7 separate regions of the Homo sapiens genome follow, and regions 2, 3, 4, 5, 6 and 7 are each linked to region 1. A link is a loop called in an ENCODE intact Hi-C map of the cell type or tissue named here. Cell type or tissue: IMR-90. All regions are shown on one strand.

Region 1 (4,000 bases):
CCAAGCCGTAAGGATTTCCGAATCCGATTTCCCCGAAACCGTAGAGACACAGCTTGGACTCGGCAAAGGCCGGGGCCCCGACCCCTGCGCGCGCACTGGCACTCTCCAAAGTTGCCTCGCCTTCCTGTGGCCCTCCCGGGAATTATAACCCCCGGGTGCCATGTCCTAATTGGTCTCGGTAGCAGGCTCCGGGGTGCGCTTTCGGGGGCTAGGGGACAGCGAAAGACTCAGCCACAAAGGCCGCAGTCTGGTCCTAAAACTAGCCAGTGGCGTCACACTGCGCCGCTCATCCCTTCTGCGGCAAGCGGAAGGGTCAGAGTCGGTCTGCAAAGAACGAGCCTTTGGCCTCAAAATCCTACATTGAGGCTTTCTCACCCCTTCGCCCGGTGGGATAAAGGTGAAAGAGACGGTTGGGATTTAATAAGGGGTAGGGATGAGAATCTGGGAAGTTAAAATGAAGTAAGTGCATTTATTGGAAATTAGGAGTCCCGTGGTTCCGGGAGCTCAAACCGAATGGTGTTTTTACCGCTGCCTAACGCTAGAGAGAGCCCTCCATCAAGGTTTGAAACCGTCAACCCCTTTCTCGCCCCTCCCCTCCTTCCCATTGACCTAGTTTGGCCAGAGCCTCCCGATTTGGAGAATGCCTTCCGCCCTTCCCCCCTCCTCTCCAGCCAGAGAGGCTACAGAGGCTGTTGGATTATTGGTAATCTAATAACTCCAATAACCCGCTGAAAAATCCAAAGGGAAATCTGAAAGTGTAAAGCACTGTTTAGGGACAAGGACAAGGAATTTTAATAAGGCTGCAACTGCCGTAGTGAACCCCGCATCAGGGGCCCTGCCGTGGGGCTCCCGGTCTCAGCAGTGTTTCAGCCAACTAGCTGCACGGCTGCAGACACCACCGTGGTCCGGCGGCAGGGGGTGAGGTCAAATCGCGGAGCTGTTTTTATTCTTGGGGGAAAACACTCTTCGCCCTCTTGGCTGGGGAACGGGAGGGTGCAGGAGACGACAGTAAATAAAAGCGAATTTGATAACGCGATGGCCTCGACAGCCGCTTTGGATAACCGAGGTGTTCGGGGACATTGTGTCCTGACTTTCATTTCTATCACGTTTCCTGCCAACAGTGCTCTTGCAAGCCTGCAAGCTTCTAGGAAATGCAATAAAACAGAGGGATGTGTTTTATCATCAAGATCTGAAGAGGAGTTGCAGAAGGGACGTTCCCCATACGCTCAGCGCGAGACAGCCTTCCAGAAGGGCCCGAAGACAATGCCAGCAAATCGCGTCCCGGAGCAGAGATCCCTCGGCCGTCCTGGCTGGACTGGGCTCAGCCTTTGCAAAAAGGCTGGCGGGGGAGGGGAGAAGCATGATCTCCTCAAGCAAACAATGCCTTTAAAAATCCGATCTGGAAAGAAGTCAGCCAAGGTCCTTATTCACGTTAATGAAGATGGAAGGCACTAACTGTCCTTGGAAAGCGATGAGTCAAACTTGACCGCGCTTCAAACTCGTTCCCAGATTCGTTTCCAGTCCGAACAGAGGCGCGTTTCTCCGACGCGGCCTCCGACGGCTCCCGCAGTGGGAGGGGCCGAACTCGATCCCCGCCGACCCGGGCGGGGGCGACGGCGCTGTCTCCCCCTGCAGAGCGCGCCTGCTGCCGCTAGGGGCCGCCAGCATGCGGACGCGCGTTTGCCATCTTAAGTCACGAGCTCGGAGAAAGAAAACTTTACGGAGGAACTGTTGTGGCACAAATTCTGGCCTATCCACATGACCCCCACCCCCTCACACACACACACCCGGTTTCTCGCCAGGCTACTATGCAGAGGATGTTAGGAAGGGGAAGAGAGCGATTTCAGAATCGAGGCTCGCCCTGCAAGTCTTTGGTCCAGGCCTTAACCCCCCTCTTAACACGCAAACCCCCGAGCTCCGAGACCCACACCCTTCAGCACCATCTGGGCTTTTCGTGTCATTACCGAAAATCTTAGGCCATATTTTCTTTAAAAAAAATCCTCCAAGACTGCTGGGGAGCGGTTTCCAATGAACACTGGCAACAAAGGTGACCTAAGAGGTTAAACTCATGGTTCTGGCAGCCGCTCCTTTCTCATAAATACTTCTAAGGAGCTGAGATAAACCCGCCTTTGGCTTTCAGTCACTGACATGAAATTCAGAAGCTTAAAATCTGGTCCTGGTTAAGTCACTAACTCACCACTAACAAGCCTCCTCGTCGGGCCTGTTTCCTCAACTGCAAAACAGAGTTGTACGTCCCAAAGCCCCTGAGCTCCTAGGTGGCATCCTTCCACTACCGACTTCCCCTAAGAGGGGCCACAGGGACAGGAAGATGGTGTGTTCGAAGCGGGTTATTTGTGGTTTTTCTTAGTGCAAATAGATGCTCATCGCTGAGTGATGGGCAAGCAGCGAGGCCTTTCTGATTTTCATCCCTCTTGCCAAAACTTTGGAGGTTGTATGCCATCCCCATTGGAGGGTGCCCTCCTTCTGTCAGTCCTAGCATCTGGTCAGGGTACCGCCGCCCGGGAGGTGGAACGGCGAGCCCACCGCCCATGGCCGCGAACTCGATCTCAGCCCACCGCTAGGTGGCAGGCCAGCCCGTCCGAGAATCGCCGCGCGGCCGCAGCTTCCACACCGATCCCTACCCGCCCCTCTTTATTTTCTGTCTGGTGGGGGCGAGGGTTGGGGGTGTGATTGCCTCTAAAAGCAAAGCTAGAAAACATTTAATTTAGTGTATGTAATTCCGTTCCTCCCGATGCTCCCGCCTCTAGCAACCACAACGCGGTATCTGGAGCTGGTTTCATGTATCATAAGTTGATTTCTCCCCCAGCCTCCGAAAAGCTTTATGTACTGGGAAGGGAAAGAAGGTGCACTTGTCTTCAAAAGGCAGAATGGCACTCGACAGTATTGGCAGAGATTCTTGCCAAACACTGGTCATCCAGCAAAGAAAGTCGGGAATAAACTCCTGATCTTCTCGGAGGAAAGGGGCGCTGGGGGCCGAGTGCTGGATCCCACTCAGGCTCACTGCGCCTGGCAAAGCGGGGGAGTGGGGAGTCGGGTATGGTCTTTTGGTGAAGTTGTGGGTCTCGGAGTGGACATCGGGAGGGTTGGGAGGGGCCGTTCCTGGTTTCCACTGGGGCAAAGAGAAACCAGCCAGTTCTGCCACCACGCTGCACCCTCGCTGTGCTCGCGGCGGCAGCGGCGGTCCCACTTGTTGCGCAGTGCTGGAAACCGGCACGCGCCATTCGATGTTGATTCACAGAGGGCTACAGACCAGCCTACCATTGCTCCACGCCATCCACAAACCTCCTCAACACACCCCCTACACATACGTCCTGCCACCGCCGGCAAAACTACAGCATTTCCAGCCACTATGGTGTTTTACACCAAAACATCCCTCACTATCTCGGTATCAGACAGGCAGCAGAATTAAGATGCCCTGAGAAGTCAATCCAAGGGGAAGGCCGGGCTACCTCCGCCTGGAGAACTCTTCTACTTAAAATCAACCAGGCACCCTCCCCCCACCAAAAAAAAAAACCTTAGAACCACGTTGCCTATTATAACACCATCCTAGTTGGAAAGCAACATTTTTCTTCCCTACTTGATAAACTTCAAAGTCCTTTTTATCCGTTAGTTTTATCTCCCCTATTTTTTTTAAATCTCTGGGGGAAAAATGTTTCATAAGTTCACTTCCCAATATTTTTCAAAAATTGACTTTTGCCAATAGTTTCACCCACCGAGGGGTGGCGCTGCTGCACCGCCTCCTCTATATCTCTTAAGTTTTTCACAACAAAGTGGGTTGTGAGTGTCATTACCCTGTAGGGGATAGAGGGAAGGAAGGGTTTTGACATCTAGCCGTGGCTACCATTTACTCAACCAATAACTGGAACTCTTCAAGGGCTCAGCAAACGACAACTTAAGCATTTAGAGTCCCATCCCTATCCACCAAACCCAGAATAAGTTAGTCTTTTCAAGAAAGCATTGGTATAAAACCCTTCAAAAC
Region 2 (4,000 bases), 1.2 Mb after region 1:
AGTACAACTTGATAGTACACCTCCGACACTTACCAAGGTTTGCTGTAACATTGGTACATAGAAGAGCCTTTATTATAATGGTGTTATAAAGATAGCATCTGTTAAGTTGCTTTATATAAAGTTTCAGATGGAAAATTCATCAGTGAACTTATATAGTAAAAAAAAAATCATTAAAAATTTGGGTGGATCTACTTAGGTTTAAGTATAACTGCATTTGTGCTCCTGTTTTATAGTTGGGTTTAAAAATACTTGTGATTTTTATTATAAGCTTCCTCATATATCTTTTCAAGTAGGTTTATGTAAATAAGTAAGTAAGTAAATAAATAAATAAAGGTTCACTTGGACCCAAGTTAGTGCACGAAATGAAGAAATAAATCCACTTACGAATGGTGAACTGACTGAAGCCCTCCTAAGATGTTAGTTCAGGCAAAAGATCCAAATTTCAGAGCATCACAAGAGACAGCAGATTCCACTGAAACTATTACCTTACTGCTCCTATATATGAGGTGAAGTTTTGTGTGAGAAGGATCAAAGAGATTGTGATCATCTCTAAGCAGTGCAAAAATCTAGTGATGAGCAGGAGGAGAAAATCTAAATAGTTCTGGTAGAGATATAGGGATTAGTAAGTGAGGAGGTTATATGCTGGAGGTTACATTTAGCCTATAAAAACACCATAATCCAGGTTTATTCTACCAATTACTGTGTGGCCTTGAGATCTACATTTTAGCATTTACTAAATGATAGGGAAGAGCAGTTGAGCTCTTAAGCTTCTTCTAGTGCTCGCTTTCTATTTGCCCCAAAGTCAGTCTACACTGAGTGACTGATCAAACTCCACTTCCACCTTGGATTCCATAAACCAGCTAAGAAATAGATACTCTCTTCCTCACCCTTAGCCCCACACCACACCCCCACTGCTCATGACTGGAGGGCATATGTCGATTGGAGGGAAGGATGCGACTGGAAGTCTCTGAGAAGAGCTCTTCTCTTCCCTCAGGGACATGTCTATTCACTGAAGAATGACATAATAAATGGTCAGCTACCTTTAACCTGCCTTCCATGGATTCCCTGAGGAAAAATTAAATTACTGTTCTAATATGCTACAAACGCACAGACTCAAAATGTAAAATATGAAATGAATCTGACAGGTTATGTGGTTTAGCTCCCACACTTGATGGACAGAGAAACTGAGGCTTGAAGAGACGCACCCAAGGAACCTGGCCAAAGACACAGAGACAAGAAGTCTTGGAGCTAGGGCTACAGCCCAGATCTCCACTGCTCCTTGGTGCTCTTTGTTTTTTTTTTTTTTTTTTTTGCTACAAGTTGGAGCTCAGTCCCTGGGTTGCAATGGATAAATCTTTTGCTAGGCAACCCAGTTGCTAAGCTTTGCTCACATCATTCTTGAGCTCAAAAACCTTTATGGATTTCAGCTATTCATTCCTAGTATAGTCATCCTTTGGTATCCTTGAGGGATTGGTTCCAGAATCTTCTGAGGATACCAAAATCCAGGGATGCTCAAGTATCTCATATAAAATGGTGTAGTATTTGCATATAACCTACGCACATCCTCCTATATGCTTTAAATCATTGCTAGATTACTCATAATAATACAGTGTAAATGCTATGTCAATCGTTGTTATACTGTACTATTTAGGGAAGAATGACAAGAAAATCTCTACATGTTCAGTACAAATGCAACCTTCCATTTATTTTTCCAAATATTTTTCATCGACACTTGGTTGAATTCATGGATGTGGAACCTATGGATACAAAGGGCCAATTGTACAAGATTCATTTTGTGTCATTATTTGGGCTCTGCCCATGATATTGCTACTACTTTTTAAAAAAATTTATGAATTCCCTTCTGGAAGACGAGGTAGAAAGTAGACAGGCGATTTTGCTAAGCAGTTTTGACATCTCTCACACACACCTATTTTGGCTAACCTTTTCCTGATTTCTCAGTCCTCAGTAGCTCCTCTGTGCACGTGCCCAGATGTCACATTTCTTAACTTATTTTCTATTTCTTGAGGATAATTTAGTCACTTTTTTCTCTACAGTAAGCAGAGAAGGTAGAGCTGGAAAATGGGGTCTTCATCAGAGTTTAACTAGACTATGAATAGAATTCTGTAAGGCACGGACCAATGAGCTGTCTTTTAGGTCAGTCCAGAAGGACTCAGATTCACACCAAACTTAAGTGGCTGGTGAATGAGGCTCAGATTGTCCTCCCAGTTTCCCACTGCCATCCCCAATCCTGCTCCAAGAGCGCCCTCTGCTGGAATGGAGCAGGAGCCAACATCCTCAGCCATCTTGGAAGTGGGGCCAACTGGAACTCTGAAAGGATGAAAAGTACCTCTGTTTAAATACAAGCTCCAAATAAGACAGATCAAGTCTACAATGTCTTCTTGACTTTTATTTCTCATTCCTTCTATTTCCATTTCTTTGACAACTTTTCTTAAGAGGATCACGATGTGGTGAAAAAATAGAATTTAAAGAGGGGAAATGTAATCCAGTGAAATGGGCATAAAACTAAGAATTCTGCCTTCTTTGAGAGGTTTAATTGCTGGGTTACAAAGAGTAATTTCTTGGAATAACTCAGTTTCTAGTCTCAGATTGTAATTACTCCTTCAGTTAGAAACCTTCTTCCATTCATTGCCTGCTAAATTAAGTCAACATTCTTTACTTAGCTTTCAAGGTATATTTGTATATGAATTTACAAATTCATAATATGTTATTTAGTTTGTACTTCATTTATCAAAGCTAATAGTATCTTTACTTTAAAAAAATTTTACTCTGATCTACTTTTTAGAAATTGAAAAGATATTGAAAACTTTAAAAGTACATTTGAATACCAAAGTCATATGTTTCACATTAAAAATCATGCTCAGCACTTAATCTGCTTATAATTTTGAACAAGTGGAAGACCCTGATTAAATAATTAGCTTTTGAACAGAAACAATAATTGATAGGTTGAATTCTATCTTTAGCACTGATGTTAGTCCTAACTTGTTGTTTAGGATTGAGACAAGGTAAAGCGACATAAAAGATTTGGGGGAGTTGATATAACCTTTAAAGTGTCATTTAGTCAAAGGAAGAAACAGTAGCTAGGAATATACCTATTGAATAAACATAGCAATATGGTAGATTCTAGTCCTAGACCCCTGTTTTACAGCTAGAATTATGCCAAAAAGTTGAAAAGTAAAGCTGGATGAAACCTTAGAGAAGACTCCGCCATCTTATAACTCAGATGGTGAAATGAGACCCAGAAAGAATAGTCTTCCCAAAGGCTCACGGTCAGTTATTATAGGAGCCTCATTTGGAATTTGAGTCATCCAATTCTCAATCCACTGTTCTTACCACTACCCAACACTACCTTTGTTTAACTGTCTTTCTTGCATAAAAAGGGACTTATAGGTGAGAGATTCTATAGTGCCATTGGGAGCTGCTGCCTGAATCTCCGTGTAATTTCAAAGAGTTTCCTAACTCAGACCCTGTCCCATTTCACTGTATCCTTAAGAGGCTGAGAAACGGGGCATTCAGATTCTTTCCCCATGCTGACTCTTCATTCTGTTTACACATGGGCCGGCCAGATGCTAGAGAAAAAAAAACAAACATTTGCAGCTGTTATCAGGGGTAGGATAGAGCACATGAGGTTCCCAAGTTTTGATCCAACACATCAGAACACACTTGATTTTTACTCTGGCTTGGAGTTTACTGCCTTCAGCTTCTTCTACAAAGCCTGAATGTTGCCATTTCATGTCAAAACCTGCACTGAGAGATGCCGATGGCTTCTTGAGCTAACTTCAGCCCATCACCGCAGTGGTCTAGATGACCAAGGAAGTGACTGCTTCATTACAGCTTGAGGGGACCCTCTTTCTTCATCCCCCACTTTCACTTTTTTTTTTTTTTTAAATGAAAAGGCCGATGGTTCTCCCAAGTAGCCAGAGGCCAGCAGGAGCACTAAGTAAGAGACAGCAAGAAGTGTTCTTAGTGAGAACAATGTGGA
Region 3 (4,000 bases), 1.3 Mb after region 1:
CCTTGGAAAGGAGATCATTCTGATATCTTCTTCTCACTCCTATTTTTTTTTTTGACTTTTCAAAGAGCAACAGAACATTGGAGCTAGAAGTAGCCTCTAAAGTTAAGTAACACAGCTCCAGTCTGCTATGGAATTCTTCCTACAAACATGCATTTCCTTATATGTAAACCTCAAGAATCTACTGGAACCAGACCATTGATCCATTACTTTAAGATACATTACTCCTTCCTTAAGGGAGTTATGTAAGCTCTTTCTATAGAGGCTATGCCTGGAAAGCTGCCTCCCTGACACCCTAGGGCCAGGTTATAACTCTTGGACCTAGCTTGCCTCCACTAAACTCCAAATTTGGGGGTTACATTTTTTATAAGTCATGTTTTCTCTTGAATGGCCTCATTGTGGTAGATGAAAGAAACGAATTTTAATGAAAGTGAATTAATCTTAATGAAAATTAAATAGACTTTTATGACTCCTTAGACATTTAGGAAAACAGCGAAATATTGAACTTCTATCCCTTCTTTAGCCATCCTCCTAGTTATTTACAGGTATTCCCAGAGGTATACATGATGGACAAATAAGCCTCCTCAGTTTTGGTTGCCAAAATGTTTGTTTCCCTGGTAGTTTCATCACTGTTGCTGCTGGTGGTATTCCCCATGGATGGTGCCAAGAGAGTTATACCAAGGGTTCTGTCTTCTCTTGCTCTCAAAATACCACCTCAGGCCATTGCTTGGCTTCCTGCTGTGGCTAAGGCTCTTGGCATCTCTCAGTGGGAGCACAATGCCATTCTGTCCACCATTAAGAGTACTGCTGTTCTTGCCCCCTGATACTGGTGCTACTTCTGCTCATATCTTCTGCAATGGAAAAAACCCCTTTCTCCCAACCTTGTACCATTGTCTGTTACACTGGTCCCACAGTGGTATGATCCCTTACTCTCAAAGTCTTAAAGAAACGATGGGTAAAACATTCCATCCAGGTTGTTTTCTTTCCCCATGATTTGGGCACAAGTCCCTAGGGACTGAGCCACGAGATGAGTCAAAGGGTGGTCCTCAGTGTCATTCTTCCTCTATTGCTCAGAGGCACTTTTCAGGCATCTCTGCCTGGGCTTTGGCAGCTATTCCTTAGATTGACTTACTTCCCAAGAGGCTCCTCAAGCCTGTTCAGCCCTGGTCGCCCCTCCACAGTCTTCTGGTCTTTCCCTGACTGTTTCCATTTTAGGCTGAGAGCACCTGCATCTTGAACCAGGGTGCCTTTGCACTTTAGCCTGGATAACATCACAGCTCTAGATTTGGTGAAAGGAAACAGAATCAGGGAACCCCTGAGCCACAGCCATTTTAGGATGTCGCTAGGCTCCTCTACTTCCTCTTTCCTTATTGCTCCCAATTCTTTGCTTCCTTCTTGCTAAGTTGGAAGGAGCCCACCTCCCCCTAGAAAGAGGATCATTTCATAAGCTGGATTCTCATGTAGCATGGTCATTGCATTCCTTAAACTCACCTCTAGGTCCCAAATGATAAACTAAAAGCTGCTTGAGTTATTCAAGTAACAGGAAAAATATAGTATTGCAACTAAGAATCTGAACTTTGAAATCAGAGAGTCTCGGATTCAAATCCTGGCTCTTCCCTTTCTGGCTGTATGCTTTGGGCAGATTATTTAACAACTCTGAGCCTCTTTAGCACGTACTTCACAGGACTATTGTGATTAAGTAAGCACTCAATGTGTGGGAGATATTATTGTTTCTAATTAGGGAGCAAAGCAAAACTGCACATGGGGCATGGGCAAGGCACTCATGGCTTCCCTTCTCACCCCATGTGGGGAGGTGGAACAAGCTTCCTAGTCTTAGCCCTTTACTCAGATGCCAGCAATTTTCTGCCATGTTACCTGGTGATGGGGCCCTCTGGTGGCAGGAGAGAATGTGATTTCTTTTTGAGAGACCAGCTTGCCCTTAGATCTGCTTTCAAGTGGAGGCGAAGGGTTGGGGAAAACCCCAGCAGATTCTGAAACTGCCATGCACAAAGGCCTCAGACTCAGATGCTGAGCTGTCCCTGTTGCTGCAGAACTGTTTATTTCCTTAGGATGTTGAACGTAAAATATACAACTAGACACTGCCTTCTCTTGCTCTCAAAATACCATCTCAGGCCATTGCTTGAGCCTCACCCAATAATTTGGATTCTGATATGAAAATCAACTTCCCTACCTCCAGCCTTAGGATGCTTCTGTATTGTTAATGCCAATGTTAGCAGCTTGTTTCTGAATCATTGGGGAGCTCTGTAAACACATGTTGATGGGAATTGACCTATCTTCTTAAGGTTAGGTCCTTAAGAAGCCCTAAACATTGAACAATGAAAATATCCTCAATTTTAGAAATTAAAAAAAAATCTGAAATTATAAAACAAGTATTAAAAAGTCAAAGAAAGATAAACTTTTAGCTATAATGACAACCTTAACGTCCTTTTTTGAACTATCAAGAATATATTTCTTTTCCAATTTCAGCTTTTTTGGTTAATTTTATTTTTCTAGTATCTTACCTTGTGTTTTATCCCTCTTTGGGTCATCCTGATCTGCTAGGTGTATAATAAGCTTTATGTCAGAGGTGAGTAAAATATTGATAACATTTTCTATCTATAAGATGTTTAATAATTTATAGGTTACTTAGGTATCTGTTATGTTTCAAAAATCTCATGCCAATCCTGGTTAATTATGGATTTTCAAGAAATACTTTTTGAATGAAGAGGAAGGAGGAAGACGTTGTATCTTCAGATGAACAAATAGAGTCCTGGAGAGGTTGTGTGGATCTCTGGGCTAGCAGGGGTCAGAGTTGGCTCACCAACCCAGGTCTTCTCACTGCTTCTTTATATTGTATCTCAGCTGCTTGAGGCATACTTGATGATCCCTCATGAAAATGAACTCAATCATGCTTGAAGAAAAGTATGCTACACAATGGAAAGCTAAATAGTTTCTTTAGGCATTGAGATAAATCATCATATAACAACATGTAATCTGCTAAGGCTGGGAGGAACCTTATTTTATGGATGAGGAAACTGAGGTCCATAGGAAGGAAGAGCTACAAGCAGGAGGTTGCGTGGTGGCTCACCAGAAGAGCTGTCAAGGAAACCCTGGTCTCAACCCAAAGACCTCCATAAAGGAGACAGCTGAAACAAGCTAGAGTAAGCCCGGTGCCTGTCACCGTTTGTAACCAGAGACAATGACCACACTGTTCACCCATTGTTTATTCTCCAAATATTTTGTAAAGCAAAGGAGAACACTATGGGATCTGCTAACTATAAGGCCTTTCTACTTTCACCTTGTTTCACAAGGTCACAATTAAATGGGCCCTGTTCAAAAAATAGAAGGAAAACTATATATAGATTGAATCCAAACCGAAAGATGAATCTAAACCACAAAATATTGGCTTGAACATAGGGCCTCATGGTGCCTGAGTTTTAATAAACATAAAATTCTTTCTTTGGGGAAACAACATGATGGGGATACAGATTAAAGAGTACGGTTTAAAGGGTATTGCAAAGACCCTGAGGCTTGGAATGAGGAGTGTCAGATTGTGGAGATGCTTTCAACACTTCCACTGACTTTCTCTGTGACCTCGTGCAAGATGTTTCTTTCTTAGCCCTCAGTTTTTCCATTCACACAAATGACAAGGTTGGACTGCATATCATGCAGGCCCTTTATGGGATCTGACCTTCTGTGACATTAAGTGTTCTCTTTATTTTTCATATTTTCACCCCTGATGGAAGAACAATTTGTTGACTTACTAAGAAGCAGACTGTCATAAAAGCCAATCGTCTGCTTAACTCCATTACAATTTTTTGGGCGACAACTCCCTTCAGAGACTGGCTTGTATATATTGACACCACCTCAATTTAGGCACTGCGATGGCACTGGAATTCTATGACACCCACTCTTGAATTGAAGGAGGGCACGGTGACATTGGCATTTCTGCTTGGGGCTAGTGGTTGAATCACTGTTTAAAACTAGTAGTTGGGTTGTGATC
Region 4 (4,000 bases), 1.4 Mb after region 1:
GGAGACCCTTCATCACATCAGCTGGTTTTCCCTGTACTGAAAAACCAGGCAGTGTTGGTTGCATGATGAATGTATTAAAGCTTTGTTTATGCATTGCCGTGACTAAAGATCAGTTTCATGTTGGGCAGTGAGTTAAATGCTGGTGGCCAAAGGATAAAGATGTGACCTCCACCTTCAGTTAGGTCACAGTTAGGAAGAGAAGGCGCCCGTAAGTCTCTCTGAGGGATCTGAGGAAGACTTAGACAATTACTAGGAATTTTCCAGGCAGATATTCCATTTAAAGAGAGTAGCCAGTGTCAAGGTTAGACGTATGAGACATCATAATGGATTCTCAAAAAAACAAATGTTGTTGGGAGTAGACTTTTCCAGGAAGGCAAGGACCTGCAATGCCCTGTACAGAGTGTCAGGGACTCAAGACGCCTTCCCACTCTGTCTGTTGTATCTTGTACATACCCATGTTAGAGCACTGATCCCCCATATTATAATTGCTGTGGATGCATCTCCTCAACACACTACAAGTTCCTTGAGGGCAGAGACCATGTTTTATATATTCTTGTATCTTCACTGCTTACCCTGAGCTATCCACAGTTTACATACTAAATAAATGCTAATAAATAAAAAAGTAATTAAATGAAAGCAATATGCATCTCATTTAAAAGATGAGTTTTGGCATGATTTAGGAAGAGGTGTTTGGTTCTTAGAGGTTTCCAAAGCTGGGCTGAATGTAACACCAAGAATCATTTCTAGAGAGTTGTGCCTTTTCCACAGTACTTCTGCAAATGCTAATGCTATTATTTAGTATATGGACACAGGTACTGCACTAAACACTTTTCCTGCCTTATCATTTAATCTGCACAGCGTCCCCTCTGGGGTCCACATGTATTTTCTCCATTTATTGATAAAGAATTTAAGATTTGGAGAGGCTAAGTAACTCATCCAAGGTCATAGATTCAGGGAGTGACACAGCTGGGATTTGAACCCCGGTCTGTTTGACTCCAGAGCCTGAGTCTTAACCACTACACTATCTACAGAAGGAAGAGGAGGGAAGAGTTATCCAGTGATCCCATCTCCAGGGTAGACCCTTGAGATTCCCTGTGAATTAAAAGAGACTTGCTTAGTTAAAAGAAGCTGAGCTCTCCAGAATCTTTCGGCCTCACATTCTAATATAACCTCTGCTCTAGCAGTGGAGAAAGAGAAAATCCATAGGGGTAGGATGAGTTTAGAGGACCTGGAGCATTGTGGATGCAGGTGGATATGGCAGCCACCCCTCCCTGCTCTCTACCTGTAGCACTACTACACCAGCAGACGCAACACTTGGTTAGAGAGCAGAGGAAATTACAAAATAGCCATGTCGGAGGCAGAAAAGAAGTGGAAATTGAGACTCTTCTTGCCTTTGAATGTTTTGTATCGTCTGGGAGACCCACTGGGATGTTTCTTTTTGTTTTTCCTTTCGACTAGGATGTCTTCCATTTGGAAGCCCCTTTGCTTCTAAGAAGTTCCAGAGACCATCCCAGGCCCACAGGTAAGGAGGCTAGGGCGTACCTCTAAGTTCTATCCTGGAAGAGAGGGAAAAGTGACCTGTAGGTCTCCGGCCTGAAAAGCACAGTGCTGTCCAGTGGAACCCAGGGGAGATAGTGATTTTAAAAGCAAGCATGGAATGCGTGGCTGACTTTTGCTTGTTGCTTGAGTCTGGCAGATGGGGGTGGGCAGGAGGTTAAGGAACTTCAGCAGACGCCAGCAGTCAGTGGATGTGGGTGGTCGTTCTTCCCAAGTGCTGAAAAGATGGTCACCTTGCACTTGTGAAGATAAAATTCAAACCTAAGTTTCTCTGTCTTGGAACACAAACAGCATAATCCTTTCTCAATCTTCGAGAGGAGTGTTTTCAAAAAGTAGCAGCATATAGGGAATACAAGGCTGCCTAAGGTTCTGATTCACAGATGTGAATTCTGCCCAGTCAAAAGTCTTGGTGTTTGTAGGATTTGTTTGTCTGCAAGGACAAAGATGAAAGGCAAGTTGCTATAAAACCTTTCTGCTCCCTCCTGATTGGTAAGCAAAAATGTCCACACACTGCCATCTGGTGGGCACTACTGGTCACTGTCGTTTTAATGGGAAAGTTTAAAGTTTACTCTAAACTTAGAAGGGGCCAGGCAACTCCTAGTCTTCAGCAAAACAGCAACGTATAAAACACAGTTCCTGGCTGCAAAGGGCTCACAGTCTAATGGAAGAAACGGACATGCCCAACACGTGGTTACAACTGAATAAGTACTATTTTAAGAAAAGGTGCCGAGTGTTATCAAAGCAGAGGACCTCTCTCTGGGAGTTTAGGGAAAGCCACCTTTGAGCTGAGTCTGGAAGCATGCCTCGCACTGTGGCAAAAAGGAGGAGAAAGTTTATTTTAAACAAGGGGCACATCATGGGTCATTGCATGGTGTGAGTTGTTAGTTCAGCCTGGCTGGTAAGTAAGGAGCATGGCAAGAAGCTATAGAAAAAAGGCTGGGAAAAGTTTAAGCCAGACCATGAGAGGCCTTGACTGCCTGACCCAGGCAATGAATCGGCTCTAGATTATACAGCCAGAATATAAAGGATTCAGATTTGGGTGGTAAAGCAATATGAAAAACAAGTGTCGGTACACACGCTTTTCAAACATTTGGAACTCTCTCATTACTTGAAATCACCTGTGGAAACCCACTATGTGAAATGGATAAAACCATAGTTCTTCTGGTCAAAGCAGAAGTGGGGATTCAGAGCCCGAAGAACTTCCACCATCCCATTTCTCCCGTTCCTGGAACATGCGGATGCCTTTGGGTAATGCCTAAGGCTCAGCAGACTCTTGCTTGACACTGCTGCTGTGGGCGATTGCTTGACCTAATGTGACTATCTCTGCTCTGGTGTTAGCACCAGCTTCGTCCTATCCCTCCTATGTCATAGGTATCCATAAAGTAGGTTCTAGATCTTTTTCTATCTCAGCGCTGTTCTCAAGATTCCATTTATGGTAATCTCTATCTTATTAATAAATTAACGTTCCCAAACAATCTATATGACCTGGTCCCTGGCCCCTAGCTTTATATTGCTAACGGACACGTGTAGGGAGGTGGATAGAAAGCAGCCATCTCTGCAGTGTCTGTTAAGCATCACTGTATGCTGTCTAATGTATTAATTCATGTTAAGTATCTACAGCATATGTGCAGCACAGATAATCTATGATGGAGTTATGAGAAGTTGTTTGATCTTACTCAGGGCACGAAAGTTGTTGCTTTCATTCCAAGAACAGCACTCTGAGAAAGCATTCAAGAGCTTTCTGATGAGTGGCTGAGTTATCAAGATCTCTAGGACTTTCTGTTCTGTGAAGACATGGAGCTTCTAGATGGCATTTGCCACCAGAGGAGAGATGTTAAGAACTGATGAAGAGTGACTGGTCCCCTGATGGGCAAAGACTGTTTTGTTTCAGCCAACGTGGTTATCTTCTGCCCTCTTCAGAACAACACTTCTAGAGGCAAAACACAAATTCCACCCACCAAACAGCATTTCCTCTCATTCTTTCTCTTGTTCCTTGTCTTTACTCACGCCTTGCCCACTCTCTCTGCATGGTGGGGTCAGTTTGCTCTCACTTTCCCACACTAACTTCTCTGTTTCGAGCCTGTGTCCGGAACTGCCTCCTTCTTGCCATCTGGTAGCTGACATCTGCCACATCTTTCCAACCAGAGCCCCCATCTTTTCTTGGAGGCCTTTAAAAAAAAAGATGTTAACTTTCATTGCATGACTTTTCCCAGTACATGATTATGTACGCAGTGTTTTCCACATGGTTGAATAACTACTTTAGCATCGACTCTTGCCTGCTTTACTTAGGTTAATTGTTATTTTCCTGAGGGCACACTGACCAGTGTCCTTTGATGTACCCAGTGCCAAATTCGATAAACAATAACCCAGAATATCACACTTTATAACTAATGAGTTGGGGCTGTTCTATGTTTTATTACAGCAAATGGAAATGCAGTTCTGC
Region 5 (4,000 bases), 850 kb after region 1:
ACCTATACAAAACACACACGCACACAGTCACACACACACACATACACACAGTCACACACACACTTACACACAGATACAAGTATACATAGAAATACAAACCATGAAAATAAAGTTACCAAAACAGTTGTTATCACTAAAGTTTTGAACGAGTGTTTTTTATTTCTTTATTAACCTTGTTATTACTTCTCATATTTTCTACAATGAGTATCACTGTTTTTAGTTTTGTTTTTGTTTTTTAAATGGAGTCTCACTCTTTCTCCCAGGCTGGAGTGCAGTGGGGCTATCTTAGCTCACTGCAACCTCCACCTCTCGGGTTCAAGCAATTCTGCCTCAGCCTCCTGAGTAGCTGGGATGACAGGTGCCCACCACCACGCCTGGCTAATTTTTATATTTTTAGTAGAGACAGGGTTTCACTATGTTGGCCAGGCTGATCTTGAACTCCTAACCAGGTGATCTGCCTGCCTTGGCCTCCCAAAGCGCTGGTATTACAGGTGTCAGCCACTGTACCCGGCGTATCATTGTTTTAATGAATACACTGTCTTACACGAGGGCTTGCCTAGCTCTCTCAAAAGTCTAAGAAACAATGAATAATATTATTTTATTTAAACATTATTTAAAAACATGAAAACAGTGAATACAAAGTTGAACTCTCCTCTTACAATAATAAAAATTCTTCTTGAATAATTCTGTATCCTACCATTCCATGAATTGTATCCATGGAAAAGTGTATGTTTTTCTGATTCATTTATTTATTTGCTTCTAGGTTATTGGATGAAGAAATCTAGGAATAGAATGAATAACTGTATAGATTACACCTCTGATGCCTGGTGTGTGTGTGTGTGTGTGTGTGTGTGTGTTTCTTCCCTTGTGATTTTCTCTCCTTTTCCTGCCTAATAATGATGTAGCTGATCTGCTTATCATGTTCCTTTATTTCTATAATTCCAATTGTTGTAGATCCCATAGAGGTGTTCACTCTTGCTCTCTCTCTCTCTTCTCTCTCCCTCTCACACACACACAGATTAAATAGAGAAAATTAAGTAAAGAGAGGAAAATGAGGAATAATTTCATACTTTAATATATTCATTCATTCATTGCTCTTTGATAATTTTTTTCTTTTTTAATTTTATTTTTCCCTAAGTTATTGGGGTATAGGTGGTATTTGGTTACATTAGTAAGTTCTTTAACGGACATTTGTGAGATCCTGGTGCACCCATCACCTGAGCAGTATACACTGCACCATATTTGTTGTCTTTTTTCCCATGCTCCCCTCCCACTCTTTCCCTCAAGTCCCCAAACTCCATTGTATCATTCTTATGCCTTTGCGTCCTCATAGCTTAGCTCCCACATATCAGTGAGAACATACGATGTTCGGTTTCCCATTCCTGAGTTACTTCACTTAGAATAATAGTCTCTAATCTCATCCAGGTCATTGCAAATGCTGTTAATTCATTCATTTTTATGGCTGAGCAGTATTCCACTGTATATGTATACACCGTAGTTTCTTTATCCACTCATTGATTGATGGGCATTTGGGTTGGTTCCACGATTTGCTACTGTGAATTGTGCTGCTATAAACACACGTGTGCAAGTATCATTTTCGAATAATGACTTCTTTTCCTCTGGGTAGATACCCAGTAGTGGGATTGCTGGATCAAATGGTAAGTAGAGCTCTATGATGTTTTGATACTCTTCTATGGCATAGACTTAGTGCTCCCATGTTCTAAGTGTTATGAAAGGCTGAAGATAGGAATATTAGAACATGGCCCCCTTCCTGAGTTATATAGCTTAGAACAATGGTACTCAAACTTAAGAATGTGTAAGAATTACCTAGGCCATAGCACTTACACATGGAATATCAAGAGGGAGAACAGACTAGGAGAAGACGTTTGAATTCAGCTGCCCATGTAAAGTATAAAGAATTATTTTTACCCAGAATCTTGAAGGGGAAGGAACTGAGTCACACAGACAAGAATGTGCCTAAAGCAATTCAGCAGTTCAGAGTGGAATGAAAAGGACCCTGGTTCCCTGCTCTTAAGCCAGTGTTCTTTAGCTGGCTAGAACTCAGCTCTCTGTTTAAAAAATGAATGGGTTGCAGTGGAGCGCTGTGTTCCAAGTAGGATTTGTAAGACTTCTGGAATTCTGAAAAAATTCTACTGGTTTTCTGCCTGTTTCTCTGTCTATACTTGAATTCACTGAGGCCAAAAATGGTAACTTTTTACCCAGTAGCTGGCAACATTCCTGGTAATTAGAAAGTGATCAGTAAATGCTCAATGACTATCTGAATGATTGCATTTTTCAAAAAGAAATCTGAAGTCTAAATTTTGAGCCAACTAAACATCATATTTCTTTGGTTTTGGGTGGTTTGGGAAAAATCCAATGTGTTCTCTGAAAGGAAAACATATTTGGAGATATGATTATTTTTTTCTGTAAATAAAGTTACTTTGTTGTAAATATAAATATACATGCTCATTTTATAAAAGAAAATGAAAGGAGAAAAAAGAGCAAAATATCTGTATTGACACCACTCATAATTACCACTCATAATTTTTGTTTTGTTTTTCTTATTCACATATAGGACTTTTATCATGATATATGTATGAATTTATATCCTGTTATTTTTCTGAAACATTATAGCATAACAGGATTAAGTATCCTATTACCTCTACAGTTCCTGATATTTATAAAGATAAATTATGAAAATAATGTTTGAATGAGAAGGTTTTTCTGTTTATATGCTGTTCCAAAGAACCTTAGGTATCAGAATTTATCTGAGCCCAAAAACGTCCCTTAGGTACCTTAAGCTACCCAAATTCTTTGAATTCTTTCAATCAAATCCCCTAATTTTATAAAGAGGAAATTGAAACCCAAGAAACAATATAAGTGAATTTGTTTGAACCCAGGAATTTCAGTACTTGTTGTCCTAATTTAAAATTGTGTCCCAAAGAATATTTATCTTTGAATTTGTTGATGTTTGCTCTTTTAAAAAGGAAAGAAGAATAATAAACTAATTCCTCATTTTACCTTTAAAAGGAAGTTTCACTGGAGGAATAAGACCCAAATGAATGAACCCCCATCAGTCATTCGTATCCCCCAGCTGATGAGGATTTCAGCAGTTGTGCTGACACCTTGATCTTGGGCTAGCCACCCTCCCCTTGCTCTGCCATGGAGCTTGGTCACCTTGTACCATGGTCAAAATAATGGTGCTCTCTTTCAAAAGCCATCCTTAGATTTCCAGCTAATAGTGTGTAGAAAAGAGAAAACATAATTTTTTAGTACCCCAAATTCTAGGTTATCTACTGCACTGAATGATCTAAAATATCAAGTAGGCGCTTTCAGCAAAGCTGTTAGAAATATAAATAGAAAAAATAGGAAAGATTATTTGTGGGACCATTCAAACTAAGACTGTTGTTGTTCTCATTATTATTGTTGTTTTTAAAGGACACTGTCCATATATTGCAAGACATGTTGCCCACTGCCCTTCACCTATGGGATTATATAAACGCAATCCTATTTTTTAAATAGTTGTGCAGAAAATCGAGAAGGGAGCTACCTTAACTGTGTATTCAGTTCTTGAGTGACAAAGACAGGCGTGAGAGAGAGAGTCCCTTGCTTCCAAATCACCCCTCCTTTGCCTCACCCTTTTCAGGACAAACCGACTACCAGAAATGAATCTAACCCATGTGGTCACTACAGGATTTATCTGGGCATTTGCTGAACCTGCTCGCAATTTATTTTTATTTCTTCCGATAGACATGGATTTGGCACAGGGGAGTGAATTCTTTTTGAAGCAGCAGATGTGCCTGGTACACCCGTTTGCTGTAACCATTTGTGCTGTGGTTGAAAAAAATTTTTTTAAGAGTGCAGAATTGTTGAAGGGGGAGGGTTAAAAAACCAGAGCCATTTTAGTGATTATGCAAAGTTAGAATGTGAGTAATTTTGCTGCAGTTAGTCATTATGTGCTTTCATAGCTTGTTTTACAGGGATAAAGGGATGTGTACAG
Region 6 (4,000 bases), 310 kb after region 1:
TTAGTAGAGACAGGTTTTCACCATGTTGGCTAGGCTGGTCTCAAACTCCTGACCTCAGGTGATCCACCCACCTCAGCCCCCCAAAGTGCTGGGATTACAGTCGTGAGCCACCACACCTGGCCATAACTTTCTTCTTTGTGTTTGGATTATTGTGTGCTCCTTGTAGCTTTGCTCTGGATGGTAAACTCCTTGGAAACGGAAGTTTCCTCTTGCTTTCCATGACTTACTTCTCCTTGTTGGGTTGAGCTGTATGTTTGGGACAGACTAACTTGAGGAACTAAGTCCATGATGACTAGAGGAGCACTGGTTAGCTGAAGGTCTGCCAAGCTTGCTGTAAAAATATTTCAGCTTTAGGTGAGGAGCTGCACTGGCCAACCTGCTTCCTTGTAGCTCCAGGGTTTCATGCACGGGGTCTATGAATAGCCAAAGCAAAAGGCCACACTAAGCATCTTTTCTGCTCCTATCCCCAATCTTGAGTTCAGAAAGATCTGCTAGGGATCAGTGCTTTAAATCATCTCTCCTCACTCCCTGTAGAAAAGCCCTCCTTCCAGGAGCTGACTAATGCTTACTGTCCTTTCCCAAGGAGCACTTTTTTTTTTTTTTTTTAGACAGATTGTTGCTCTGTCACCCAGGCTGGAGTGCAGTGGCGCGATCTGGGCTCACTGCAACCTCTGCCTCCCGAGTTCAAGCAATTCTCCTGCCTCAGCCTCCTGAGTAGCTGGGATTACAGGCACACACTACTACGCCCAACTAATTTTTGTATTTTTAGTAGAGACGGGGTTTCACCATGTTGGTCAGACTGGTCTCCAACTCCTGACCTCGTGATCCACCCTCCTTGGACTCCCAAAGTGCTGGGATTACAGGCGTGAGCCACCGCGCCCACCCCAAGGAGCACTTTCTGTTGCTTTCTGGGCAGGCTGTGTTTTTACCCTGTGCCCATCTCTCTCTCCCTGGCCCTCTGGTCTGCCCGGCACAGGTAAGGAGTCCGAGAGTCACCCTTCTCCTATGAGTATTCCGGTGGCTGCTGCTCTACCCTTGGGAGGTGGAAAAGGCACCAGCACAAGGCTTCCCCCGCCCACTCATCTCAGCTTCTTGCTTTCTGCACTGGGCCGTGTGGGGTGCTGGGAGTTTCGTGATCACAAGGAAAAGAGATGCGGGCGCCAGGCAGGGAAGGAGGACAAAGAGCAATCCCCTTATTCATGCATTCTTCAGGAAAAAGAGAGAATTTGACCTGAGCCTATTTTCCGAATAATTCGGCATCAAACAGCAATGAGGCCTGGGACTTTGCCAAGTCTTTGTTTTGTTTTGTTTTTTTCCTTTCCTCCAATCAGCCCAAGGCAATGGGGAGTGGGAGGGGGTGGAGGGGTGGGGGCTACACGCACACTGGGGCTGAGAGGGAATGCTGAGCCTGCAGAAGTGGCCCATTGACAGCTCCTGCTCACAGCAGAGGGGCGGGTGGCACCCCCAGCCTACCACCACAAGGGCAGCTCTGTCCTGTGGGCACAGGGCTCCATCCCAGCCCCACCGGCTGGGAGAGAACAACATTTCCTTATAAGGCCCCGACCGCTTTGCCAAGGCTGGATGGCTCCAACAGACTGTAGCTTTCCATTCTCCTCGTCAGCTCCAGTGCAGGCCTTGAATGTAGCCCTTGTTGTCAGGCTCCTCCTCTCCTCCACAGCCCCCACCTCACCTACTTCCACTCCCTGCCAGAGCTAGCCCCACTGGCGCAGGATAAACAGCCCAGAGGCCTCTCCCACGCAGGGCCTGCCTCGGTTCAGGCCTGCTGGAGGCAGCACAGGGTAGCAAAAGGAACGTGGGAGTCACAGTTTCGGCTGTCCCTGTGCGAAGGGAAGGCCCTTTTCCTCATCTGGAAGATGGGGCTCTAATGGCCATGGGGTCCAAATTCTTTGCATTGTATTCAAAGTCCTTCCCAGTTAAGCTGCAGGTTAACTTCACTGTTTAACTGCCTTTCCATACCTTGAAGGCCAGATTTCCCCTAGCTCTTCCTGTTTCCCCCAAACGCACCTTGCTCACACAGGCCTCCACTGCTTCGTGCACGTGTTTTTCTCTACCTAGGTATTTATCTGCCTAGGTCACTCATCCTGCAGGCCCCACGGTAGGTATGCCTTCCTCCCCTCCCCAGGAAAAAGGAATCATTGCTTTCACTTCGCTGCTCAACATTTGTTTGCACCTCTCTTACAGCTTTTCTGTTTTGCAATTGCAATGATTTCTTTACCTGCCTGTTTCCTCTATAAGATGATGAGCTCCTCCAGGCTCACATGCTCTCCTCTTTCTTTATGTCCATGAGCTCAACCCACAGTACCAGGCACATAATCCAGCTTCACAAAAGATTGCTGCACAAATGCCTGAGCACACAGTGTTGCGTAAGTTCAAAAGAGACAACTATAGTGCAAATACTTGTAAACTATAAAGTGCTGTTAACCCATGAAATGTAAAACTTTATCTTGCTACCCTCCACTCTAATTCTACTGTTTGTCACACTGTTACAGCCCTTTTCCCTGTCTGACCAGTTCTGTATCCAGAATTCCAGGCTCACTGCAACCCCTCAGGAGGTTAACATCTATCACTAAGCCATTACTCATCTTTAGAATCCCAGTGTTGGGGGCTAAAAGGTATGTATCCGAATGTTGCCATACTAGAGTCCACAGAGGCCCTACAGACATACAGTGGCTAAATGGAGAAGCTGTGAGTCCCACTTTTACTATTTATTCATGCTAGGTTCCCACAGCATTCTGGGGGGAAAAATCTGGTGGCTTTAAAAGTTTGAAGCCCACTGATTAATGCTGTCTCAACATATGACAGTTGAAACAACTGAGCCCCCTAAAAGAAAAGCAGCTTTCCCCACATCTCATGTGTTAGCCACAAACTCAAGACCATACCCGGGATCCCCTACTCTTGCTCACCACAGCCATTGCCCTGCTTAGGGCAGAGTGATGACGGATGCAACTGCGTATCTGTCAAGCCGAATGCTTATGGGTCAGGGATACCTCAAGTTCCAAATAAAGAATTTCAGTCTCTGCCAAAACAAATCTTTCTGAATTGGAGATTCTGCAAAAATATCAGGTTAGGGATTTGCAAGCTCAGCACGGTTAAGTACTATAGTAAGACTGTCCCTCTATTCTCCAGGATCCCAGCAACTGTTTCAAAGAGAAATCTCCTATCCCAAGATAAATTAGCCTGTTCTCCGTCCACATAGGGAAGTTTTTCAGAGATATGTTTGTAAAGCGAAACCCATAGTTGATCATGAACCATGTTCTAACACTATTTGCCACAGAGCCAAATTCAGGATATAAGATGGTTCTGCCTTGGGCTCCATCCAAAAGGCTTAAGTTACATGAATACTAAAAATACTTTATTATAATGAGATTTCTGTGTTAGATGCCTAAGGGCAGACTGTTCAGGAAGCAAAATGAAGCCTAAGTAATACTGGGCAAGGACATAGGAGATGAAGCTCTAGTACCAACTCTGATACTTACTGTGAAACTTAAAGCAAGTCTTTATCGGCCTCGATTTTCTCCACTACAAAATGGGAACGATGATACCTTCACATTCTTTTCCAAAGACAGTAAGAATTAGATCAACTGAGACCATGAAAGTGAAGGTACGTTATGACATCAACCAAAAAAATACTGTGCCTAAATAAGAGCTAGTTAATCATAGGCAGTGTTCCTCCCTTTGGGCTGTTCTTCTGGGTACAGAAGAGAAAAAGCTTCCCTCTCCAGCTTCCTGTAATGTTTGCTCCAAACCCTAGCTCCCTCATGGCCACTGGCAACCATACTATTGCTGATCACTTTCCAGGAAATCGAGAGGAGTTAGGGCACTCCTATTAGATTTGCTTCAAGACGCTGGAGAGCAGACAAAGGGAACCATTCTGTCACCCTGTATTCTCTTCCCCTTCCTTCCTAGGTACAAAGAGAAGGGATTTTCCACTTGCAGGCTCTGGGCAGGCTGAGTGAATTTGGGAAGTTGTTTCTCTTCA
Region 7 (4,000 bases), 750 kb after region 1:
GCGCAGTTTCCTCTCGGCTATGGTTAAAACCTCATGTTCCCAAGTCCAAATTATAGCTGGTAAATGTGTGTTTTTATGCAGAAGACTGTTTATGTTTCCAGCCAGATTTTCAGGTCAGAGCCAAAAGAACGTCTACTAAGAGTGATTATAAGAGTTGTAAGATTTTGAGAGCAGAAAGGGACCTTAGAGATCATTTAGTCCAACTCTGGCGCCAGGCATCTAGTTACAGTCCTTTCAAGTATTTGCTAAATTAATTTCCTTTTTTTTTTTTTTTTGGAAATGGGGAAACTGAGACCCAAGAAGGGATGGATCCTCTGGTTTCTGACAGAGGTCTTATTGAATTTGAAAAATCTTGACTCCTGGCCTTGACCTTCTTCCTGCTGTCCCAGATGGCCCATGAACTTGGTTTTGCTTTAGTCCTCTAGCAGACTTCAAGGCTCTGAGATTCATTGCAGAGGGTTACACGTTTTTATTTGGAAGGAGCAGGTGATGCCGGAGTTTTGCTTGGCTGTCTGAATTTTTGATATATGCTATAAGCTTTTATTTCTTCAAAAAAGGCAAATAAATATTTAGCCTTAAGGATTCTTGGTTTAACAGTTCTCATTTTCATGTGGGAAGATGCAACTTGGAAAACAGGGGAAGGATTTGGTTTGCTTTTCTGTCAGGATCAACGTGACCTCCATGCCTGTGATGTTTGTAGTGACACTTCAGCAATCACTTTATTAATTCATTTGTTCTTCATTCATTCAGTGTAAATTGAATGCTTCTTGTAAGTAGACATATATGCTAGTGATTATAGCCTTAAAACTTGGCATCATAGGTTTAATGCTCTGAGTCTCAGCCTTGGGACGGTCAGTTAGTTTTATTTATTTATTTATTTATTTATTTATTTTGATACAGAGTCTCACTCTGTCACCCAGGCTGGAGTGCAGTGGCGGGATCTTGGCTCACTGCAACCTCCACCTCCCAGGTTCAAGCGATTCTCCTGCCTCAGCCTCCTGAGTAGCTGGGACTACAGGCACCCACCACCACGCCTGGCTAATTTTTTTGTATTTTCGGTAGAGATGGGGTTTCACTATATTGGCCAGGTTGGTCTCAAACTCCTGACCTTGTGATCCACCCGCCTTGGCCTCCCAAAGTGCTGGGATTACAGGCATGATCCACCGCGCCCGGCCAGTTAGTTTTATTCTTATCTGACCCCACAGTTGGTAATTTCTTCCTCTTTTCAGCCAGGCCATAGGCAAGTATTAGTATTATATAACATTGCTTAAGGTAGTTACAAAGAAGTCACGTGTCTCAGAATTTTGGACTTGCAAGAGAATTAGAGTTAATACATTCAAGTTCCTTTCTATTGTTTGAATCTTGTAATTTTTTCCTACATAACAAAATGTTTATGGGTAATTATGATAGGTGAGGCAGTGCTGCAGGATAAGGAGATGGATCAGTACAGTACTCAGAATCACATTCGGAAGATGCATATACACAGTCATTTAAGTCATTTTATGGTAAATTATGCTTTGGTCATCATACATTGATCAGAAGCATAATCTAAGTCCTAGGTTAGTGGTGGAGAGTGAGGGAAGTAAATTAACTGTGACTGGAGAGAGGCAAGAAGGATTCATAGAAACAATTTAAATTGAACTGAACTTTGATGGCTGGGTGGGACCTTAATTTTCAGATAGGTGAGTGGATTTTTCAGCAATAAAATAAAAGAATTAAAACACAGAGGAAGGAGAGCTCAAAGTAAGTGTGGTAGGCCTTGTGTTTCTAACTGTGGAACCTACTCTTTGTTCTGAAACCATTGACAATTTATTGTAGGGGCTTGTTATTATTTTAAATATAAGGGTGATATCCCCAGAACTGTTGTTGGATGCCAAGTGATACTGTTAACATAAATTAAGGCAAAACATGTTGCACTTGCAGGAAACCCCATGCAAACAATTCTGAGTTGTCTGGTAGACTTCCTTCAGATCCATGGGGACTTACCTGCTGACATCTGATGGCTTTGAATTCAGGGGCTCAATATTTAACTTCCTCTTTTTATGATATCTTTGTTCGTCTTTTCTTGGTGACTTCCAGTTGACAACTTCTAACTCTGCTTCTCTGTTTGTTTCCCAGTCCTGTGGCTTGCTTTCATTTGCCTACTATTCAGTATTTGCATACCTCTGGTTTTCATCTTTCCTTTTCTGTTTGGTCCTGCAAAATGGCCAGGCTTGCTAATGTAACTCCAGGCCCTCCACATTAGAAAACAGAGGGGTTTTGTCCATTGGTGATTACTTCAAATGTTAAACATTTCTCTTTGTTATTGAGTAGAAATGTGTCCCTTTATGATGTCCTCATATTGGTTTTCTTTCCCCTTTTAAAAAGTGATGCAAAGTCAGAGGAATGACCAGGCCAGGAGAGAGATAGGTGCTGTATGTCTCAAGGAGTTGATGAGTAAAGCTACTGAAAGATGTTACTTTTCAAAGGAGTGAGTAAGCACAGAGTAACATGAGCTATGCCCAGAATTAGTGGAAAAGTAGAGAAATGTCTGAAATTGTTTATTTTAAAGTCAGCCTCCAAAAGCTCTTGAGCATCTATTCTTGTGAAAACAATTCAAAGCTCATATATGTGTATGATGAATAGTGGCTTATAATCTTTTTTCTTTTTTTTTGAGACAGAGTCTTGCTCTGTTGACCAGCCTCTGCCTCCTGGGTTCAAGCGATTCTCCTGTCTCAGCCCACCGAGTAGCTGGGACTTTATAAGCACGCCCCACCAAGACCGGCTAATTTTTTGTATTTTTAGTAGAGATGGGGTTTCGCCACACAGGCCAGTCTGGTCTTGAACTCCTGACTTCGGGTGATCCGCCCACCTCGGCCCCACGAAGTGCTAGGATTACAGGTATGAGCCACCATGCCCGGCCTCATTTTCCTACTTACTAATTTTATGTGTTTAGTTTAACAATGATAATTTGAAAATCAATTCAAGTTTTAGCAAAACTGGCACTGGAATTTTTTTTTTTTTTTTTTTTTGGGACAGAGTCTCGCTCTGTTGTCCAGGCTGGAGTGCAGTGGTGTGATCTTGGCTCACTGCAAGCTCTACCTCCTGGGTTCATGCCATTCTCCTGCCTTAGCCTCCCAAGTAGCTGGGACCACAGGCACCCACCACCACACCTGGCTAATTTTTTTAGTTTTTTATTTTTAGTAGAGACGAGGTTTCACCGTGTTAGCCAGGATGGTCTCGATCTCCTGACCTCGTGATCCGCCTGCCTCAGCCTCCCAAGTGCTGGGATTACAGGCGTGAGCCACCGCGCCTGGCCGGCACTGGAATTTTTGTCTTGTGATTCCATGTAGGACTATCATGGTCTCAGGTACAGAACAACAGGATTTTATTTTTAGACATAAGGAACTCAAACCTACAGTATGGCCACATTCATTCATGAACTCACAGAAATAGGCAGCTGAACTGGCTTTACGTGGGTTGGACCACCTTATCATAAAAGTCTGTCTTTCTGCTGCCGGTTAGTGTGATAAAGGAGGAGGAGGCTGGGTATGAAAAGAGATGTCGGCTGTGGAGATTAAGAGTAGAGGTAGTGGACAGTGTTGCCAGGGCAAAAACAACATGGTCAGCAAGAGCTTTAATGTATTCTAAAATGCTTGTTTTCAAAAGGGTGAGAATACAAGGATATCTTGATCCATGAAAACATACCAAAGAGATGATTGAGATGCTTATTTCTTCCTGGCCCTTTGCCTAGTTCCTTTTGGGTCAGCAAACCCCAGTTGATTTGTAGCTTGTTTGTGACCCTGACAGCAACAGTAGCAGCAGCAGCAGCAGAAGCAGCAATAGCAGCAGCAGCTTGCTTTGCAATTATCTCCTATTTTTATGGTCCACATATGTAGGTCATTGTGTGTTTATTAAGGCTGGGTAGGCTCTTAGCATGTCACTGGCTCTGGTCATTGTGACTTTCTAGAAGCGAATGTCACAGTTTTCCTGGTTGCTTTTTGCTCTTAATCATCATCTG

Evidence for each region. A loop is a pair of places that touch in the nucleus more often than their neighbours do. Peaks named below come from ENCODE experiments on the same cell type or tissue, not always from the same donor. Only the 100,000 strongest peaks of a DNase experiment are listed, where the experiment ranks them.
Region 2: it touches region 1 in a loop (8-fold over the local background); 107 of 110 quality-filtered maps call a loop at or near these places.
Region 3: a loop joins it to region 1, with 4 times the contacts of the local background. A loop is called at or near these places in 25 of 110 quality-filtered maps.
Region 4: it touches region 1 in a loop (19-fold over the local background); 89 of 110 quality-filtered maps call a loop at or near these places.
Region 5: a loop joins it to region 1, with 6 times the contacts of the local background. A loop is called at or near these places in 29 of 110 quality-filtered maps.
Region 6: it touches region 1 in a loop (3-fold over the local background); 66 of 110 quality-filtered maps call a loop at or near these places.
Region 7: it touches region 1 in a loop (5-fold over the local background); 10 of 110 quality-filtered maps call a loop at or near these places.

The regions. Positions count from the first base shown.
Region 1 is chr3:187,738,457-187,742,456 of GRCh38, forward strand. All of the region lies in intron 1 of BCL6 (BCL6 transcription repressor), which reads right to left. Among named protein-coding and RNA genes, the nearest start is that of BCL6-AS1, 3.2 kb to the right of the region's middle. RefSeq lists enhancers at 1-640, 2,733-3,234, 3,235-3,734 and a silencer at 1,142-1,317. In IMR-90, CTCF peaks have their summits at 544, 1,654 (motif pointing right), 2,586 (motif pointing right) and 3,740; DNase peaks (open chromatin) are centred at 585, 1,575, 2,105, 3,795 and 1 weaker place; H3K4me3 peaks cover 3,390 bases; H3K27ac peaks cover 3,448 bases.
Region 2 is chr3:188,952,534-188,956,533 of GRCh38, forward strand. No RefSeq gene overlaps it. Among named protein-coding and RNA genes, the nearest start is that of TPRG1-AS1, 6.9 kb to the left of the region's middle. RefSeq lists a silencer at 2,007-2,301. In IMR-90, a CTCF peak has its summit at 2,270 (motif pointing left); DNase peaks (open chromatin) are centred at 2,228 and 3,588; H3K27ac peaks cover 290 bases.
Region 3 is chr3:189,039,800-189,043,799 of GRCh38, forward strand. It overlaps a transcript of TPRG1 not described here. Among named protein-coding and RNA genes, the nearest start is that of TPRG1-AS1, 94 kb to the left of the region's middle. In IMR-90, a CTCF peak has its summit at 1,877 (motif pointing left); no DNase peak of the experiment used is centred here.
Region 4 is chr3:189,146,126-189,150,125 of GRCh38, forward strand. It overlaps a transcript of TPRG1 not described here. Among named protein-coding and RNA genes, the nearest start is that of TPRG1, 24 kb to the right of the region's middle. In IMR-90, a CTCF peak has its summit at 2,075 (motif pointing left); a DNase peak (open chromatin) is centred at 2,036; H3K27me3 peaks cover 174 bases.
Region 5 is chr3:188,592,327-188,596,326 of GRCh38, forward strand. All of the region lies in intron 6 of LPP (LIM domain containing preferred translocation partner in lipoma), which reads left to right. Among named protein-coding and RNA genes, the nearest start is that of LPP-AS1, 26 kb to the left of the region's middle. In IMR-90, no CTCF peak of the experiment used is centred here; DNase peaks (open chromatin) are centred at 2,035 and 3,905; H3K27ac peaks cover 1,104 bases.
Region 6 is chr3:188,050,811-188,054,810 of GRCh38, forward strand. No RefSeq gene overlaps it. Among named protein-coding and RNA genes, the nearest start is that of LINC01991, 76 kb to the left of the region's middle. RefSeq lists an enhancer at 1,385-2,357. In IMR-90, a CTCF peak has its summit at 1,779; no DNase peak of the experiment used is centred here.
Region 7 is chr3:188,487,762-188,491,761 of GRCh38, forward strand. The region is part of intron 5 of LPP (LIM domain containing preferred translocation partner in lipoma); the gene reads left to right. Among named protein-coding and RNA genes, the nearest start is that of LPP-AS1, 79 kb to the right of the region's middle. In IMR-90, no CTCF peak of the experiment used is centred here; DNase peaks (open chromatin) are centred at 2,460 and 3,730; H3K27ac peaks cover 257 bases.